Regions from separate parts of the Homo sapiens genome. Here regions 1, 2, 3 and 4 are each linked to region 5. A link is a loop called in an ENCODE intact Hi-C map of the cell type or tissue named here. Cell type or tissue: heart right ventricle. All regions are shown on one strand. Region 1 has its middle 99 kb from the start of MIR5192. Region 2 has its middle 88 kb from the start of MIR5192. Region 3 overlaps COMMD1 (copper metabolism domain containing 1). Region 4 overlaps B3GNT2 (UDP-GlcNAc:betaGal beta-1,3-N-acetylglucosaminyltransferase 2). Region 5 has its middle 96 kb from the start of TMEM17.

Region 1 (4,000 bases), 110 kb after region 5:
GGAGAATTGCTTGAACCCGGGAGGTGGAGGTTGCGGTGAGCCGAAATCGCACCACTGCACTCCAGCCTGGGTGACAGAGGGAGACTCTGTCTCAAAAAAAAAAAAAAAAAAAAAAAAATAGAATTAGCTTGGATCCTACCTGAGTCTTTAAACACCAAGTCTAGTGAACATCCCCCTACACAGTCTGGCTGCCGAATCAAGAGCTTGGGTTTTTTCAGTGCTCTCATATCTATGAATGCATGCATTCTGTTTGCAAAATACCAGGCATGGATCATACCCCTCTTCATCTCCCACATCAGAGATGTGAAACGGCCGTGCAAGGAGGCAGGGCTGCCACGGCAGCAGTTTGAGTGGGTAGCCAACATCTGACCGAGACTCGAATCCAGAGCTTTTTCCATGACACCAGCTGGCTGCCTTGCCCCTCACCACATCTGGAAAAAATGACTCAGGTGACAGCAGGCTAATCATGTCATCCTTGTGACTGCAGGTGCCACGTCGTTTATGAAGCACTTTAAAGTGGGAACGCTTGCCCTGGCTTTCCCCCAGGCCTTTATTAAGTAAAGGTCATGCTGTTTGTTAAGATTTGAGCACACTGGTGGCTGGCTCACAGGAAAGAGCTTCATAAGCTGTGCCTGAGATAAGGTTGCTTCTGGAGGCCTCTCTGCAGAGAAGAGCGAAGCCCACCCCCACTGCCTGGCTGGTTGGATAATAAGACTCAGAAGCTCCAGTTCTCCCTGTCCCGTCTGGCCTCTGTGAATTGTCTGACTGCACTGCCACTTTTCTCACCTGCCTGAGGTTACTGTCCCAGAACCACCTGACCGCACAAGAAAGGCGGGAGCAAAGATAGGTTCAGGCCCAGAGATGGTTTCTAGTCTCCCTCTGTGATGGTGATTTTTCTGGCTGCAAGAGGTTTCCAATCCTGTCTCCACCAATGATTCCACAACTTTCCCTCATTCTCTGTGACTCTGGATTCCAGACTCAGGGCCCCGAGGTAACCTGAAGCCTCTCATCTGGTCATTGCACTAAAACCTTGGCTAGGGCAGGTGGCTTCCTTCTATGCCCAGATCAAAGGCGTGAGCAATGCCCTCAGCAGCTTCCCCAAGGCAGTAACAGGAAATAATCCTCCTCACCAGCCCCTCCCACCCACACTGTCCCAGCAGGTGGTGTTTGCAGAGGTAGCACCAGGTAAGGCAGGTGGCAGGGGAGAGGAACTGGATTGAAACCTCAGTTGGCCTCAAGCCACCCACTGCTCCCACCTTTCTTGTGTGGCTAGGATGTTCTGTAGCACAGACCACAGGTACGTGAGAAAAGTGGCAGTCCAGTCAGACACAGAACCTGCAAAGCCACATAGGAAGGGGAGAACTGGAGCTTCTGAGTCTTATTATCCAATCAGGGAGTTGGGGTGGGATTGGTTCCTCTGCAAAGAGGCCTCCAGAAGCCAGCCTTATCTCAGGCATAGCCTTGGGAACCATTTCCTGTGAGTCAGCCGCCAGCGTGCTCACATTTTAACCATGTTGGGCAGCATTCGCAGGCCGCCTGTTGTGAGGCAAGAAGCCTCCGCTGTTCTGGAGGAAGCCCACGTGGGGTGATTCTGAGCAAAGTCATTATGGGTCCTGTTAGGAAACATTAATTGTGTTTATGGGTAGAACCGCCCCCAAACAAATTAGACACATGTTCTAAGGTGTCCATTTTTTAAAATCTTGGTTGAGGTTGCCCTTTGGCTCCTGGGTGACATGAGTGCTTTGTTGTCCAACATTTGTTCCTGGGAGATGGGGTTACCAGAGGTTGGAAGACCTGACCCTCTCCTCACCTCAGGCTGGAGGAAAGGCTGTAACGATGCGCTGGGAGGGAACAATGCTGCCTAGACGGGCCTGAGGCTCTGACAACAAAACACTCAGACTGGACACTAAGATGGTGGTTTATTTTCTCAGAGGGGAAAGGGTCAGACCACACCTTCAGGTGTGGAGGGAGGAGGGAGATTGCCCCTAACAGAAAGGGGTGTCCTCATGGTCTGTCATCCCAAGGCAGGCAAGGAAGAGTGTTGTGGGCTGGAAAGGGAGGGATTTCTTCCTCTCTCTGTGGAGAAAGGGGGCCTGTATATTGCTGTTGGTGGGAGCTAAAGTGGCCCCTGCCAAATGGAGGCCTTTGGGTACAAGACACTTCTCCTCTGGAGGCAGATGGAAATTTCTAAGGCTGCTTTCTTTATGCCCCAACTCAGTGGAACCTGTGGTCAGATGAGCTGTGGGGGGTTGGGGAGGGCAATGTCTCCTTCCCAAGGCCTGGCAGAGTCACTAAGTCGCCAGTCCCATAAGCTACAGAGGCAGAATCATGGCAGCAAGAAGAAAAGGGTAGAGTGAGAGTGAGAGATACTTTCTGGAGCTGTGCAAAGCTGTCCCTGGGAAACTTTCAGAAATACTCGGGAGGGGAACTCTATGGTTAGGTAGAGTTAGATGTAGGAAGGAAGTATAATTTCACTTTAGAGTTGGTAAAGTTTCAACATAGGTTAATTGCATATGAAACACTCATTTCAAAGATGAAATAACCAGGGGTTTGGAGGCCTGAGAAAGAGAAACCATGAGACGGGGGTCTTCTGTCTGAGAAGCAGGTGCAACCCTCTGGCGGTAGCAAAGACCCAGGAGTTCCTGGGGTCTTGCGTGGAGCCTCGACAGCACATGTGCCTGGATTTTGGGTAAGGGTGGCACAAGCGAGGCCAGAAGCACCCCTCCTTCTCCCTGGCACATCATAAGGTGATCAAAGAATAATTTTTTTGAAAAAAGTCAAAAGCTGGCAGGGTGCAGTCGCTCATCTCTGTAATCCCAGCACTTTGGGAGGCTGAGGCGGGCAGATCACCTGAGGTCAGGAGTTTGAGGCCAGCCTGGACAATAGGCTCTACTAAAAATACAAAAATTAGCCGGGCGTGGTGACGGGTGCCTGTAGTCCCAGCTACTTGGGAGGCTGAGGCAGGAGAATTGCTTGAACCTGGGAGGCAGAGGTTGCAGTGAGCCAAGATTGTGCCATTGCATTCCAGCCCGGGTGACAAGAGTGAAACTCCATCTCAAAACAAAACAAAAACAAAAAAGTCAAAAGCTAACCAGAGGCAACCACACATGGAAAATAGTACAACCTTATGACATAAGACTGAAAAGGTGTCAAGAGGGAAGAAATAGAGGGTCTCAGAATGGAATGTTAGCTGTCTCTCTCCCACACACATAGCTGAAGCCAAATGAGGGAAGGTAAGAGAACAGGATCCCAAGAAGGGTCACCAGCACCTCTCAGTTCGGCACAAAGAGGGCCAAGATGCTAAAGGCAGCCTGGGGAGTCCAGGAGAAGCTCCAGAGAGGAGGAGCCCCTGGGCACCATCACAGAAGCCAGCAGCGGCTGGAGGAGTGGCTGGCTGGACTTGCTGCTGTTCAGAACTCTGTGCTGTCCAAGGGAATGAGCTGAAGTCCCAGGAGGGGACATGTGCCTGCCAAGTGGAGCAGACCCAGGTGTGGGATGCTAGCCCACGTCAGGAGGGAGCCAGGCCCAGCTCTGTCCTTCACCTGTCCATGTGACCCTCAGAGCTCAGGAAGCAGGAAGGAAGTACCACCCAGTCCCCAAACTCTAGTATTGAGGAAATGACAGGTAGCTAGAAAAGGTGTCAAAAAGAATTCGTCCTCACACTCTCAGAGCGTTAGATAGTCTGATCAGACTTACCTGTGCAAAATTAAAAGAGACAGCATGAAGGCTAAGCCAACATACTAGATTTTAAAAAAGAAGAACACCAAGAAGGAGAAGGCAGAGTAGGAGAAAGAAGAGAAGGAAAATAAGCAAGAAACAGGCTGAGTGCGGCAGCTCATGCCTGTAATCCCAGCACTTTGGGAGGGTAAGGCAGGAGGATCACTTGAGCCCAGTAGTTCGAGACCAGGCTGGGCAACATAGTGAGACCCTGTCTCTATGAAAAATAGAAAAAATGACCAGGGTGTAGTGGCGCACGCCTGTAGTCCCAGCTACTCTGGAG
Region 2 (4,000 bases), 120 kb after region 5:
TAGAACTGTAAATGAAGAAAACCCTCAACTTTGCCAGATGTTAATTTTTCAAAATTAAATTTTAAAACATGGCTTTCACACAAATATAGAATGAACATGTATCTAAAAAGTATTTAATCAGTGAGAGAACCAGCAGGATGGAAGAGCTGGTTTAAAAAAAAATGTAGGAGACATCAAAATAGTTACAATTACTGAAGGAAAGAATATTAAAGTAATATTGCTAAATCACTTTATATAAAACCTTAGACTTTCTTTCTCTTCTTTTTTTTTTTTTAAGATGGAGTCTTGCTCTGTTGCCCAGGCTGGAGTGCAATGGCGTGATCTCCCCTCACTGCAACCACTGCCTCCCAGGTTCAAGCGATTCTCCCACCTCAGCCTCCTGAGTAGCTGGGATTACAGATGCCCACCACCATGCCCGGCTAATTTTTGTATTGTTAGTAGAGATGTGGGGGTTTCACCATGTTGGCCAGGCTGGTCTCAAACTCCTGACCTCAGGTGATCTGCCCACCTCGGCCTCCCAAAGTGCTGGGATTACAGGCGTGAGCCACTGTGCCCGGACTTAGCCTTTTTTCCCCTTTTCTTTTTTTTTTACAATTTTTTATGGGGCAATATTTCATCCCATAAAATAGAATGAGTGTCCTCCCTGGCCTTTTCACTAAAATGCTTTTATTTGTGTCACTATAAAACAAGTCTGCACCCTATCAGTTTCCTATGCCTTTGTCATAAAGTTGTAAAATAACCTAATGAGTAGTAAATAGCAAGTTAGACAAAGGTCTACACCCCTAGAAAGTCAGGTAATTCCTTGAACAGGCCTGCCAGACAATGCCCAAGGCTGACATGACTCAAAGGACCTGCAGGAATCTCTGCTCCATTTTCAAGTCTTGGACAATTTTCCCTAACAATTTTCCTGTTCCTATTTCCCAGGGGAAAGGAAACAGGAATGTGAGGCCCACAGCTGTGCCCAGGGAGGAAATAGTGAACTGAGCTATCAAAGAAGGGAGAGGCCCAGGGATGTCCTGTGGTCCTAAGGAAGCTAGCTGGTCTGCATCCCAGCAGGACATCAGTGGTTTTGAAAAATATAGGCATTCATAGAAAAGATAGCAGGAAAGAAAACCAGACAGGGCTGTCTGGATCCACAGACCACCCAGATCATCCTCAGACCCACCAGAATCATTCTTGCCCCAGGGTTCCAGACCCATGGCAGGTGGCACAGCCTGGGACCTGGCCTCTCCCTCTAGGTTTCATGAGCACTGTTCCAACTGCCATGACTTCGGGTGAGTCCCTCAGCCTTTCTTTTTCTTTTCTTTTTTTTTTTCTTTTTTTTTTTTTTGGAGATAGAGTATTGCTCTGTCGCCCAAGCTGGAGTGTAGTGGCATGATCTTGGCTCACCACAACCTCCCCCTCCCGGGTTCAAGAGAGTCTCCTGCCTCAGCCTCCTGAGTAGCTGGGATTACAGGCGCACACCACCACACCGGGCTGATGTTTGTATTTTTAGTAGAGATGGGGTTTTGCCATGTTGGCCAGGCAGGTCTTGAACTCCTGACCTCAGGTGATTCACCTGCCTCAGTCTCCCAAAGTGCTGGGATTACAGGCATCAGCCACTGTGCCCAGCCCCTCGACCTTTCTTTTTCAGACATTGGAAATGGGACACGTTAGCCCTATCTGCTCAGAGGGGAACTCCAAAGCGAGCCCAGAGCAGATGTGGGAGTGGATTCGGCCTCCTCCGGACCCCTCCAGCTGGGTGGAAGGGGTCTTGCCAGCCAGTTCCCCCAGGACAGCATCTGAGTGCAGGTGGACCCTGGTGACTGGCCCCATGACAGCCAAGGCTCCGGAAACCACAGCATGTCTGCAGCTGCAGGGTCTTCTTTTGTGGGAAGGGGAAAAGCAAAGCCGCCCTGAGGGAATGCTAAACATGTGCTCAGCAGAGAGGCTCCGGGCTGGGAGAGGAAGGTGAGGCGGGAGCCTGTAAACAAAAGGCCACAGCCCTGAGAAATCCAGGAGGAGCTGGTAGGAGGCGGGGCGCGAACGGCCCTGGCTGCAGCCTGTGCCAGACCAGCCAGGCGCCCTGTTTACAGTGCTGGTCACACTGGGGCAACCAGAACCAGGGCTTGCTGAATTCTTCACCTCCTAGGTGACTGAACGGAGCTGGGAGGAGTCAATTCAGTCCCCTTGGCCTTCGTGCCAGCTGGCCTCTCCCGAGGTTAATAATTCAGGCCTCTCCAGCCAGTGGGCCCAGGGCCTGCGTCAGGGCTGTGAACTGTGGTTTCTGTTTCCCTGGCTGCCTCCCCACAGTGCTAGGCCGACAGTGCTGCCAACCAGAAGACCCTCCTCAGCCACCCACCAGTGGGGGCATCCTGCCTGACCTTCAGCCTGCCCCAGCCTGCTTCCCACGCCCACAGGGAGGGCAGGTATCGTGCAGCTCCTCTGGTTACTGTTCTCTGGCAGCCGTCCAATCCCTGCCCTGGGTTGCTGGATTCACACCTCACCGGGCACACTTCAAGGAAGGGAAGCTCTCATTGCCCTCCCTCCTCCATGCCCTTCTCATGCTTCACTCCCAATCCTGTGCCCCAGGTGCCTCTACTCCCAGACCCGGACTCACTGGTATGTGGGGGACCAGCACGGCAGAGGGCAGGAATACAACTGCTCCCCTTTCTCCAGACCCCTAACTCTGTTCACAATTGTCAAGAAAGCCCCAGACCACTGACGTGATGGTATGGGTAGGAACCGGGGTGACAGCTCTGTGGCCTGAGTGTCTGGGCAGGGCAGAGAAGCATCCTGGGAGACCTCATTCCCCCTGGGTGGGTTCCTGGCATTCCCGTCACGGGCTTGAGCCAGAAAAAGTGACCATTGAAAGAGCCTCCACCTCAGACACTGGCTAGGGCAGAGGGTCAGTTCAGCAACCTGCCGTCCCTGGGTTGTGGGCTTCCCCCAGTACACCAGCTGCGGAAAAGCAGAGTCTGAACAAAACAAGAGAGGGTCCCTGATGGTGGAACTTCTCACGGGGAGCTGGAACTTCTCACGGGGAGCTGAACCCGGGAGGGGGAGATTGTGGTGAGCCGAGATCATGCCGCTACACTCCAGCCTGGGCGACAGAGCAATACTCTATCTCAAAAAAAAAAAAAAAGAAAGAAAAAGAAAGGCCGAGGGACTCACCCGAAGTCATGGCGGTGGGAATAGTGCCCATGAAACCTAGAGGGAGAGGCCAGGTCCCAGGCTGTGCCACCTGCCATGGGTCTGGAACCCTGGGGCAAGAATGAATCTGGTGGGTCTGAGGATGATCTGGGTGGTCTGTGGATCCAGACAGCCCTGTCTGGTTTTCTTTCCTGCTATCTTTTCTATGAATGCCTATATTTTTCAAAACCACTGATGTCCTGCTAGGATGCAGACCAGCTAGCTTCTTACGGGGCTGCTGCTGTGGTGGGGCTCACACGGAGGAGGCAAGAAGCCTTCTGCCTTGACAAATGTAATCGCCAGGTAGCAGGGACTCTGGCAGGTGGCAGGCAGCTCAGGGCCTTCAGAGAAATGAGGAGAGCCCTGGACAACAGCCAGGAGAAATCTGGGAATATAGAGGAGACAGCAGTCCTTAAAGGACCCCAGATTAGGCAACTTTCAGTTTCAAAGTGACAGAAAGTTTCTCTACCTCTTCAGTGGGAAGAGCCTAGAGGACTGCTTTGCTGACTTTGGCACTCAGACAGAACCTCCTGGATAAGAGGCAGGGAAAATACCTCTTACATAACCTCAACTTTTCGAAAGCCAGGGCATGCCACTGATACATAACGAGATCGCTTTGATCTGAGAGTGCTCCAGAGCTAGTCTTCTTTTCACTAGGGATGAATGAAAAACACACTGTTTTTCCTCTGCTCTCACACCACAACCATCAGCCCAGAAAACCTGGGTGATCAGATGTGTGGGGATTTCTCTCTACCAATAAGCAGGCAAGCAAGCAATTCCACAGCAGATGCCAGCTGTTCAATCACGATTTACCTGGAGATAGTGTCAG
Region 3 (4,000 bases), 490 kb after region 5:
CTGTTTTTGAGTCCACTAATCAAGTAAGCTTCAAAATCTTCATACTCCAAATGCCTGAAAGAACAGCTTAGTATCTGCTTCAGCAAAATCTCTTGAGGCTAGATATCTTGAAAAGCAATTTGCTGCCTTCCACATTACCCAAGTCTAATTACAGAATATTACATCAGGATTATATTAAATTACACTGTTATTCAACAAAAAGATCTACAATTTTAGTCACTCCAGAACAAATTTACATGCTAACCCAGAAACCATGTAAAGCAAAGTCAATGGTGGTTCTATGGATAATCAACTTAACTGTCTTCCTCCAAACAGATGTGTGTCCCCCTTTCTTATCTTTCTCCTAAATACTGGATATACAATCTTTGGCCAGAAGCCTGTATGGGGTCTTTTAAAGTAATTACAACTAATAGCATCTGTGAAATTACTTCACATTTGTCTGTTTTAATCAATTTCAAGTTGCATAAAGTTACATAAGGGGAAAGAAATAAACCTCGCAAATTTTTATAATAAAACTACCACAATCCTAGGCCGGGCATGGTGGCTCACACCTGTAATCCCAGCACTTTAAGAGGCCGAGGCGGGTGGATCACCTGAGGTCAGGAGTTTGAGACCAGCCTGGCCAACATGGTGAAACCCATCTCTACTAAAAATACAAAATTAGCCAGGCATAGTAGCTCACGCCTATAATCCCAGCTACTTGGGAGGCTGAGGCAGGAGAATTGCTTGAACCCAGAAGGCAGAGGTTGCAGTGAGCCAATATCGTGCCATTGCATTCCAGCCTGGGCAACAAAAGTGAAACTCCATCTCAAAACAAACAAACAAACAAAAAAACTGCCACAATCCTATAAAAATAGGATGGAAGCACAATCTTCAAAACCAGATTAACAAGGTAAAAGTCCGCTTTTAGCGTAAATCTTTAGAATCTTCCCTGCATTGGCCCAGATTTCTCCAAAACATAATTCCACATCACAGTTAAATGCCAAAAATCACCAAGTTTTCTAATATCATAACACAAAACATTATAAAACGAAGACCTACTCATTTTCTGTATTAAAAGGGCTATAAAACTGATCATTTTCTACAATTTTTCTTGTATAGTCTGTTACTATAATAAAATGGTAACAAATATATTCAAATCCAAAATATTCTACAGAATACATCGACAGGAAAACAGTCTTCTTACTAGTGGTCCTGGAAAAAAAATTTAAATAAAGAACAAGAATAACTGTAAAGTTAAATAATAGTTTAAAAAACCAATCTTCCAGTTTGCACCTCTAAGAAACACAATGGCTGTTTCTTAGAGATCAAGGTTGTTTTTTGTTGAATCATGCAAACAGGCAGTTAAAGAAAGGTGAAAGCAAACTATCAATCACCATTCCCCCAAAATAATACTGGGTTGGGCTGGGCACGGTGGCTCACGCCTGTAATCCCAGCACTTTGGGAGGCCAAGGCGGGTGGATCACAAGATTAGGAGGTCGAGACCATCCTGGCTAACACGGTGAAACCCCGTCTCTACTAAAAATACAAAAAATTAGCTGGGTGTGGTGGCAGGCCCCTATAGTCCCAGCTACTCGGGAGGCTGAGGCAGGAGAATGGGATGAACCAGGGAGGCTGAGCTTGCAGTGAGCAGAAATCGTGCCACTGCACTCCAGCCTGGGAAACAGAGCAAGACTCTGTCTCAAAAAAACAAAAACAAAAACAAAATAATACTGGGTTGGTCTAGTTCTCAGAAACAATGACCAACAGTATATATTCAGATTCAATATTCAATATTTCTGTAAATGACTAAAGCCAAGAATTTAACACATTTTAAATGGTTACAAATGTTTACTTCTATTGTATTATGATTGAAGATAAAAAATATATTTTTTAGGCCAGGCATGTTAGCTCACACCTGCAATCCCAGCATTTTGGGAAGCCAAGGTGGGTGGATCTCTTGAGGTCAGGAGTTCGAGATTAGCCTGGCCAATATGGTAAAACCTTGTCTCTACTAAAAATACAAAACTTGGCCAGGCACGCACCTGTAGAACCAGCTACTCAGGAAGCTGAGGCAGGAGAATCATTTGAACCCGGGAGGTGAAGGTTGCAGTGAGCCGAGATCCCACCTCTGTACTCCAGCCTCAGTGACAGAGTAAGGCTCTGTCTCAAAAAAAAAAAAAATATATATATATATATACACACATATATATATACACAAACACACGTATATGTATACATATACACATACATATATATACACACACACACATTTATATATATATATAAACATATATACCTCCAGGATTTTCTCTAGTAAAAATCTTTAAGGGTTAGGATTCCTTCTGCACTCACTGGAAAATCAAAACAGATTTGGATCCACTGTCAAGTGGCTATTTATGACACAAGCAGAGCACTAAATGTTCAAGATGCTTCTAAATTACACCCTTTAGTACTAGAAGCTCATTGTTACTGGCTTTTATTCTGCCAGGTTACTTTTACCCAGTAACTAACTTACCATCTCAGTTGTCATTTTTGAATAGGACTCCTTTCTTCATCAACAAGGGGTAAAAATTACCCATAATGAAGCACCACATATATTTCTTCCTATTAAACACTCCAAGCAACACCTCAGCCTTTAACTTCATGGGGAAAGAATTTAGCCTTTTTTAGAGGAACACTTTTGGCCAACTCAGAAATGTAAGTGTGGGAGAGTCTCCAGAAGCAATTACAAAGTTTAAAAAAAAAAAAAAGTATGTTCTTTCTTTCCCTCTTTATTTTTAGAACTCTCTCTGCAGTACTGTTGATGGTCCATTGAACCTTCTCCTGGGAAAGAGTACTTGATTAGCATAGTATCCAACTTCATTGTAAAAATTAACATTTTTGTGTAAAAAAAAATTACTGCTCAAGAATCAGAATTGCTTAGAGGTCATCTCTTATAACCATAGCCCTACTACCAGCTGAAATTCATAGGTCTAAACAGGAGAATATTCCTGAGCCTGTGGAAATTTAAATGACATAATAATAAAGAAAAAGAGAAAAGACAGAAAAATACTGCACTAGCTGTACTAGATCTTTTTCAAGTGATCCTCCTGCACATCCTCAACCTCTGGGGCTCAAGTGATCCTTGGCCTCCTGCCTCCTGAGTAGCTGGGACCACAGACATGGGCTAGTATGCCTGGCTGATTTTTTTTATTTTTTTGTAGAGACAGGGGCTCCCTATGTTGCCCAGGCTGGTCTCGAACTCCTGGCCTCAAGCAATCCTCCCACCTCAGCCTCCCAAAGTGCTGGGATTATAGGCATGCGTCATTGCACCCAGTCTGTACTAGACCTTTAAAGAACTATTGGAGAAGCTGTAAAAGACGAGACAATAGTAGAGGTATACAACTTAGGGAGGAAAATATTCAAATTTATTTAGTTATGTGCTATGCAGCTTTAAAGCAAAACAATTCTCTGTTATAAAGGCATTTAAAAGAAGCAAAACTCAGGGCACCAGTTCCTACCTCACAATCTATTTGTAAAGACAAAGCTGAGCCAAATTAAACTATATAAAACTTGTCAAATCAACCTGTCTGTGAATAGATAAAAACTGGTTCTCTACTCAATGAAAAAAAAAAAAAAACGCGATGAAGCCTGATCGACATGGCAAAACCCTGTCTCTACAAAAAAAAAAAATACAAAAATTAGTTAGGTGTAGTAGTGCATGCCTGTAGTCTCAGCTACTTGAGAGGCTGAGGTGGGAGGATCGCTTGAGCCCGGGCGGCAGAGGCTGCAGTGAGCTGCGATGGCACCACTGCACTCCAGTCTGGGAGACTGAACAAGACGCTGCCTCAAAAACAAAAAAAAGAGGCCGAGCCCAGGCACGGTGGCTCCCGCCTGTAATCCCAGCACTTTGGGAGGCCGAGGCGGGCACATCACCTGAGCTTGGGAGTTCGAGACCAGCCTGAAGCAACATGGAGAAACCCTGTCTCTACTAAAAATCCAAAATTAGCTGGGCATGGTGGCGCATGCCTGTAATCCC
Region 4 (4,000 bases), 210 kb after region 5:
GAACCAGTTGGATGTTAAGTGCTTCTCAAAGAAAATAAACAATTAGAAAAATTTCTACCAGGCACTTTGGGAGGCCAAGGCAGGTGGATCACCTAAGGTTGGGAGTTCGAGACCAGCCTGACCAGCACGGAGAAACCCTGTCTCTACTAGAAATACAAAATTAGCCAGGCATGGTGGTGCATGCCTGTAATCCCAGCTACTCAGGAGACTGAGGCAGGAGAATTGCTTGAACCCAGGAGAAAGAGGTTGCAGTGAGCCAAGGTCATGCCATTGCGCTCCGGCCTGGGCAACAAGAGGGAAATTCTGTCTCAAAAAAAATTCTGAAGCACAAATAAACTGCAGCAAGTTTATGGTCCATAGAAATATCTTCCCAGAGCATTAACACTTTCATATTCATGAGTTCAATGGATTCCAATAATAAACATGTGAAATTGGCTGTGCAGGTTTCATGCGATTCTGCAGGGAGGTGGGAAACAGGAGCTAAGTGGGTTGCCATAGCTACAAAGACATTTGATGTCAGCTCTGGGACCAAAACCTACTTCAAGTTCTCTACATCAGCCAGTCCCTGACCCCCAACTCCCAGGATCTCCACTCCCTGTGACAGCTCTTGCTGCTTCTGGGGTCTTGCACCAATAGCAATCTCCACTGTTTCCCCCATCTTCAGCCTCTCCCTCTCCAAAGGCACCAGGCACATGCTCCTTGTCATGCCCATTTGTCCTGCCTTGACCCTCCCAATCCCCCTCACCTTCTAGAATCTTCGCAGTCCTTGCACCCTCCTGACTTTCTAGGGCACCCAATACTGCTGGCCACCATGTCTACCCCACCCCAAGCTCAGGAACCCCCAGGGTTCTCTTGCATGTTGGCAGCCTTTGCTCCTTGGCCCCATCCCACAAAATGGACTTGCTCCACAGTTCTGGGCCCAAGTCTATTGCTGGGTCTTCCCTTACCCCCTATTCTTGTCCCCTAGACATCACTACAGACTCCCATATCCCGTATGCTAAAAAATGCCCCAATATACCTGTGTCATGGCCCTTCTCCTAACCTCCCTTAGTTGGTTTCCAAATTCCTTTACACCCACCAGGAGTCTTTCTCTCACCCACCTCTTCCAAACAACACACATACATATTTCAATCTTGTACTATCCCTGCCCTGGTTTGAGCCCTCAGTTTCCCCTCTACTAAGACTAACTTTAATGAAGTGGCCTAACTCAACAAATGTCAAACGCCTACTTAAACCAAGCAGTGTTGAAAACAGGCAGCAAAGAACCAAGTCAGAGTTGATTGCTGTAAGGTTGATAAACACTTAGATGAAATATGAAGCACTGCACAGGGGATAAGGAAAGGCTGCTTTATGCCGGGTGATCAGAGAAAACCTCCTCTCAGAGAAGAGGTGAGGATAGTTCCAGGCAGGGGGAGCAGTCACCACAAAGGCCAGAGGCAGGAAAGCTGGGGGCCTTGTGCCTGGAGTGAAATGAGGGGGAGAAGGGAGGTAGGAGGAGGAGGGCAGATCACCAGTCCTGGTAGGTGACATTTGAACTCTGGCTTTCCTCTGAAGAAGACAGGGATTCTGACTGGAGGATTCTGAGTAGAAAAGTAACCTCAAGTCATTTCAGTTTTTAAAGGATCCCTCCAGCTTCTTTCTGAGAGAAACTGGTAGGGGGCAAATGGGAAGCAGAGAACGCAGGGACTGCAATGACCTGCCCGGGGTCAGGCTCGCCTCATTCACGCTCAGGCCCATCTTCCTCAATGCAAGCCTGGCCATAACTTGTCAGCACCCACACCCTCTCTCTCTCTCCCCTGACCACAAGAACTTTCACTGGTTCCTCACTACCTCCATAACTATTAACTGCCACATCTCTGCATGATCCCCGAGATTGCATCATGGCCTATTACACCTTTCTAAGCACCATGCACTCCAAACCCAATGGATCACCTGCTGTTTCCCCAAAAGACCTCTATGAGCCTTTCTGTTGTGTCCTGTTTTCTCAGCCTACAATCCCTTGAGCACTTCTACCTTCCTTTCTCTGCCTCTGAAATGTTATTCACATCCTTCAAGACCAAGCCCAAAGGCCACTTCCTTAAGAAGCCTTTCTTGGCTGCCTCCAACACATAATTGGCTTACACCTCTACCAAGGCAATCTTACCAGTTCCTGGCTGTCTCCACCACACTGCCCACTGAAGGCAGCAATCACGCACAGCCAAGCACAGTGCTAGGCACACACCAAGTGCTCAATCAATGCGTGTTTGGTCGGAGAACAAACTGCTCACTTCACCAAACATCTTGAGGTCTTAATGGAGAAGTATTCCAGGGCAGGTTTTCCGTGTTGGCTACTGTAATCTGGAGACCAGGGGACCCTCTGATGGAGTCTCTGGGGACTGTCTGCTCAGCACTAACAAAGGTACAAGTAGGGACCACAGTGTGGACAGATTTGAACTTAGGCCTACGAAGACTCTTGCCTTCTCTGCTAGACATCTCTAAGCAGGCCCATATTTTGTTTTAAATTTCCATAAAGTATTGGAAGTATGTTTTTCCTAAGGTCATTCTAGAAGTGTACAAAAGAAGAAATGAGCACTTAGAAGGACCCACATCAAGTTAATGTAGTTATAGTGGTGAGAGAGGGTGGAATTAGTTTTATTTTCCTTTACTTTATCTTGAATACTTTTTCTAAATAAACATTTAATGAAAGTCATTTAGAAAGAATGCCAAGTACTACCCAAGTTACATTTGCAGAATGAGTCCAAAAATGAAAAGTACCAAACAAATAAGGAGACATGAGGCCATGGAATTATGTAATACCGCTTACACGGTAAGATTACAAGAGCTGAAAATGTTTTAAGTGGCTTGTCTGAAGCAAGCAATTAAAATAATTGGTCCTGTGCTTTCACCTCTGAAATAATTATTTCACTAAACATAAAGCAGATGTTGTGAGCATCTTGGGCACTTATTGATGACTCTTACCCAAACTAAACTCTTCCACAAGCTCCATAATTGACCATAAACCAGTTCTCATCACTGCATCCTAGCTCATGTTACACAGGTGGCCAAACAACTCTGAATGGGACATTTCAATGACTGTCTTTAGAGAGGAAATGTCAAAAACAGGCAACTAACAAATAATACATCTTAAAGCTAAAGCTATATCAACAAAGTATTAAATAAAGATTTGTCTTCTAATTTTCAATAAAAGACCTACAGAACTTTTAATGAAATAGCTCATTTAAACACAAAAGATCTAGTTGCTTTAGTTATCACCCTGTTAAAGAAATAAAAAGGGGAAGAGGAAACTGCAGTCAGGCACAGTGCTAGGTATTCTAGGTGTAGCTTTATATTACTTTCCCCAGTAAATCTAACATAGGGCTTTATCTTCCCCATTTTACAAGTGAGAAAATTTATCCTGAAATAGTTCGTGTAATTTTAACTTTAGGCATTCCCATACGTAACTGAGACTCAGATTAAATAACTTGTCCGTAGTCACACAATAAGTGGTAAAAATAGAATTCAAGCCTATTTCACAAAAGACTACATGCCACACTGTATGACTGATTCCACTTACATGAAGTTCAACAGGTAAAACCCATCTATGATGACAGAAGTCACATCTATGATGATGTAAGAAAGAATAACAGTTCCTTCAGGGTGAGGGGGTGGGAACACGGACAAGACATGGGCGCAGGAACCTTCTGCAGTACTGAAAATGTTTATTTCTTAATCTGAGAGCTTACATACATGAGCTCATGCTTAATATTAACACTTCTCACACTTTACTGCATGTTATACATGAAGTTAAAAAAATCCTCATCTTATGGACTCCAAGTTTATGCTCTTAACCACTAAACCACCACATGGCACTCGGACAGAATCTAGCCACATGCCAGAATTGATTACCTTGGATTATCATTTTTTTCAAACATTCTGGTAAGCTACGTACATCCTACTCATATCAGAATGAAGACACCTGAACCCTCTGTTTTAAAATGCCACAGAATGAAAAGTAGAAAGT
Region 5 (4,000 bases):
AGAAAACTAATTGTAATTCCTACTCATAGCCACAAGATGGCACTATTGCTCAGAGTCTTTACTCTGAAAAGCCGAATCTAGCAGAATCTAGCAGTCTAGTTTGGGATTCCTTGCTTCTCTCCGTCTCCTCCCGTTTCTCTCTCCGCTTTCCTCTCTTTTGTCTTCCTCTCCCTTCGTTTTTAAACACTGCTTTTATGGTGGACTTGAGCAATAGTATAGGAGAAGCCATTGGTGCTCAGAGAGAGATCCCCGAGATGGATATTTGGCCACACTAGGCACAATGGTTTGCTCACTGAGCACGGCCGGAAGGCCTGGCTTCACCAGCTTCCTCTTCTCTCTGGCCAGAACCCACAGCCTTGCTGTTCTGGACCTGGCCCGTGGCTTGGGAAGCCTCCAGGGACAATCTTGCTTCTCCCTCCCTTACTCCATCCTCCCCACCCCATAACATGCTTATCTGGGAAGCACCTGCCCTCAGATCTGGTTCCAGGGGTCCTTGCTTTCCACTTGAGAAACTGTAAACACGCACAGAATGTCTCCTGGTGGGGGTTCTGAGGCCTTTTCCTCCCTGGTATTTTAGCCTAAGGAAAAAGCATTCAGTGGTGTGGGGATGGTGGGTGGAGCTTGCGGTATTTTTCTAAGACTTTTGCAGTTGGGGAACAAATCTCCAGGGAAGGGGCAGGGCCTCGGGCTAATTCCAGTACAGTAGGATCAGGGCCATGAAAACATCACACAAAGGAAACTTCAAAGCTCTTCCCCAGTCTGAATGGGCAGGGCCTGCTGAGAGGTCAGATGTTAACCTGATCCAAATGCCCTCTTGCTTTCAGGTGCCCCTCGCAGGCCTGCACACCCCTAGGGGATCCACCCTCTCCCAGGTCAGAATTCCACAGGGCCCTGAAGCTTCCTTACGCAGTGCTCCCCATCCCTGTGCTTGAAGCAAAGCCAGGGAGGGCAGAGCCCAGAAGTTGGGATCTGGTTCTGACTGTTCTCTGGCCTTAGGAGTAGAGGCCAATTTCATCTCTGCAAAGTGAGGCTGGGGCTGAGGAATGAAATTACACCTTCATCCCGCTCAGTCCTGCCTCATCCCCAAACCTTGCCAAACCCTGACACAGCTACTTTGCAGGGAGTGGTGAGAATTAGGAATGCTGCAAGGTCACTTAGGGTGATCATTAGGACAGTCATTAATTTCTGAGGCCTAAGAGTGACTAATTTATCTCTGATAGACACAGGGATCAAAGGAGAGTATTTATGGCTTAGAAACAAACCTCCCATTCTTTCCCCTGCTATAATAAATAATAAAAAGCTCCCAGGCCTCCCTCCCTTGTCCATCTCTTCCCTGCCCCTTCCTCTCTGTCTTAACTGTCCCTGCACAAAAATTAACCCTACTCTTGCTTCTCTGTACTCTTCCCCTTCCTTCTGTAAGAACCAGAGAGGGGAAGAGAATTAGCTGGCCCTGAGAGCTTCAGCTGCAACTGTGCTGTGGAGTGAGGGGTGCTGATCCCAGGGGAGGACATAAGCCAGGCCAAGAGTGGGCTCTCCCTGGGCATTTACCATGTTTACTTTCCTAAGTATGTATACCAGGGCCTGGTTAGGCTAGAAAGCAGACTGTCACCAGGTTTATTAGCTGTGTGACCTTGAGCAAGCTACTTTTTTAAAGCCTCAGTTTCCCAATCTATAAAAGAAGGATAATAATAGCATCACAGACTGGCTTATGAGAATGACATAAGATAAAATATATAAAGTGCTCAGCACAGAGCCTGATGCAAAATAATGGCCACCACATTTACCAGGACCTCAACATCCTTATTTTATTTCCAAGAACTTGAGGCTGCAGTACAAACTGAGTCCTTCACTTTCTGTTGTAGCCTCTGGGAGACGCCAAAGTGAGGATGGGTGTGGCCCTCCAAGGACGCTGGACCCCTGCTGTAACAAGACACAGATCACACGGGAGGGGTTCTCAGCCTTAAGGATGCCGTGAGGTGGGCCTAGATCATGGCTTCTCACCGCCGCACTACTGACAGACCATTCTTTGTGGTGAGGCTTTGTTCTGTGCATTGTAGGCTGTTTCGCAGCATCTCCGGCCTCTGTTCACTAGATGCCAGTAGCAGCCTTCTAGTCATGACTATCAAAAATGCCTTTAGACATTGTCAGATGTCTTCTGGGGGACAAAACTGCCCTTAGTTGAGGGGCACTGGTCCAGGAAGGTGGGAAACATAGGGGCAAACCTGGCAGGGGTGAGGAAGCAGGTATGAGCCTGCGCACAAGAGCCCCTCCTACCCTGGGCAGGGCTCAGGCAGACCCTCAGCTGACTGTGGAGATTGGCCCTGGAAGACGAAGTTCTCTCTAGTAAGGCCATGGCCTTGCTTCCTCAAGAGCTGATGCCCTGCTTGGACATGGACCCCTGGATTCCCCCCAGCCCAAACCAACATACACAACCCTGTCCAGCCCCAGGAGTGCTGGCCAAGAAACAGTGCCCTGGTGGCACAGAATGCTCACTAAATGGACCCTGGGTCCATTCTCATCTCAGGGCAGAGCATGGAGCCAGGCTGGCCCTGCCACTCATGCACTGTGTGGCCTTGGGCAAATTGTTTCACCTCTCTGTGCCCCAGGATCCTTATCTGTAAAAATACCTTCCTAGGCAGGTTGTTGTGAGGATTAAATGACTTCATATTTCTAACATACTTAGAAGAGAGCCTGACTCATAGCAAGCACTAAGTGTTTGTTAAAGAAGCCAAAACCCAAAAAGAAGCTGCTGCAGACCAGGCGATGATGCAGCGTTGTGTATGTCAGAGGGTGCCTCAGCTATGACCTAAGGTCCAGGAGCTGTGTTTCCAAGGGCCTCTGGCCATTTGTATCTGGGTGTGGTGGGTGTATCTGGGGTCCCTGCAGCATCTCCCCTATTGGAGGTGGTTGTTCTTAGGAAAGTTCATTTTGACCAGAGAGAATACTCAGTGCAGTGGGCTCCAGAACTTCTCACTTGACAGCCCCTGGGAATTTCTTTGACTTGAGGGTGCTGGGAGAAAAGTCTTTTCCTCTACCAACTTAGGTTTGAGGAGGGGGTTTGTGAAATGACTCACAATAGACATACGAACGGGAAAAAAGACGAGGTCTATTCATATGTGGGAGCACTCGGTAATAAGTACCTTGCTGTACAGCCAGAGGTAAAGGTTTAAATACCAACTTAGCAAAAGGGAGGCAATGACAGCTTCGGAGGCTGGAAGGGTCTGATGGGGCTTGTTTACATAGTGTTTGGGAATGTACCAGTGCCCAAGGCCAGTCACCTCCCTGACTGGAGACCTCTGGGGGTGGAGATGAGGAGAAAACTCTGTTTTAGCCAGGTAGGGGTTCACTGGTGATTTCTTTTTTTTTTTTTTTCTTTTCCTTTTCCTTCTTTTATTCTCAGACCTCACAGGGATGGATCTTTTTCTTCCCTTTTTTCTTATTTTTCTTTTCTCACCCTCCCCCAATTCAGATTTCTTTTTGCATCTATTGTTGAAGCATCTGTTGTTGGATTTTGGTTGCTTAAAGGGAAGTACCTTCAATTTGCTGGGAAGAGAGAAGGAGCGAGGGAAGGAGCTGTTGAGTGAGCTGCTGTGATCTTTTGGGAACCCTAATATTTCCTGTCTGGCAGAGGAGGCAAAACCCCAGTCCAGAAGCCTCCCCAAACACGCAGTGGGAAAAACCACTTAGAGTTGCCAAGTGCTTTGCATGAGTTATCTATTGCTATGTAACAAATTGCCCTGAAACAGCAGCCTCAACAGCAAAACGTGTGTCATCTCTAATGGTAACTTAGAGTCAGGAATTTGGACGCGACTAAGGTGAGTTGTTCTGGTTCAGGGTCTCTCATGAGGTTGCGGTCAAGATATTAAGCAGAGCTGCTGTCACGTGAGGGCTTGATATGAGGCGGGAGGATTCACGTCCAAGATGGGTCCTCACATGGCTGTTGGCAGGAGGCGTCAGTTCCTCACCTCTGGGACCTCTGAGAGGGCTGCGTGAACATCCT

Evidence for each region. A loop is a pair of places that touch in the nucleus more often than their neighbours do. Peaks named below come from ENCODE experiments on the same cell type or tissue, not always from the same donor. Only the 100,000 strongest peaks of a DNase experiment are listed, where the experiment ranks them.
Region 1: it touches region 5 in a loop (2.8-fold over the local background); 19 of 110 quality-filtered maps call a loop at or near these places.
Region 2: a loop joins it to region 5, with 2.4 times the contacts of the local background. A loop is called at or near these places in 20 of 110 quality-filtered maps.
Region 3: a loop joins it to region 5, with 10 times the contacts of the local background. A loop is called at or near these places in 101 of 110 quality-filtered maps.
Region 4: it touches region 5 in a loop (4-fold over the local background); 67 of 110 quality-filtered maps call a loop at or near these places.

What each region holds. Positions count from the first base shown.
Region 1 is chr2:62,302,384-62,306,383 of GRCh38, reverse strand. No RefSeq gene overlaps it. Among named protein-coding and RNA genes, the nearest start is that of MIR5192, 99 kb to the right of the region's middle. RefSeq lists enhancers at 302-371, 412-481, 47-572, 573-1,100, 3,112-3,181 and 1 more. In heart right ventricle, no CTCF peak of the experiment used is centred here; a DNase peak (open chromatin) is centred at 1,503; H3K27ac peaks cover 1,596 bases.
Region 2 is chr2:62,292,021-62,296,020 of GRCh38, reverse strand. No RefSeq gene overlaps it. Among named protein-coding and RNA genes, the nearest start is that of MIR5192, 88 kb to the right of the region's middle. In heart right ventricle, no CTCF peak of the experiment used is centred here; DNase peaks (open chromatin) are centred at 2,139 and 2,420; H3K27ac peaks cover 3,173 bases.
Region 3 is chr2:61,919,145-61,923,144 of GRCh38, reverse strand. All of the region lies in intron 1 of COMMD1 (copper metabolism domain containing 1), which reads right to left. Among named protein-coding and RNA genes, the nearest start is that of COMMD1, 15 kb to the right of the region's middle. In heart right ventricle, no CTCF peak of the experiment used is centred here; no DNase peak of the experiment used is centred here; H3K27ac peaks cover 3,418 bases.
Region 4 is chr2:62,200,354-62,204,353 of GRCh38, reverse strand. All of the region lies in intron 1 of B3GNT2 (UDP-GlcNAc:betaGal beta-1,3-N-acetylglucosaminyltransferase 2), which reads right to left. Among named protein-coding and RNA genes, the nearest start is that of MIR5192, 3.5 kb to the left of the region's middle. RefSeq lists enhancers at 1,238-1,738, 1,739-2,239. In heart right ventricle, no CTCF peak of the experiment used is centred here; no DNase peak of the experiment used is centred here; H3K27ac peaks cover 2,223 bases.
Region 5 is chr2:62,408,301-62,412,300 of GRCh38, reverse strand. No RefSeq gene overlaps it. Among named protein-coding and RNA genes, the nearest start is that of TMEM17, 96 kb to the left of the region's middle. RefSeq lists enhancers at 107-296, 568-1,327, 2,259-2,338, 2,579-2,668. In heart right ventricle, CTCF peaks have their summits at 74 (motif pointing right) and 2,079; a DNase peak (open chromatin) is centred at 360; H3K4me3 peaks cover 833 bases; H3K27ac peaks cover 3,404 bases.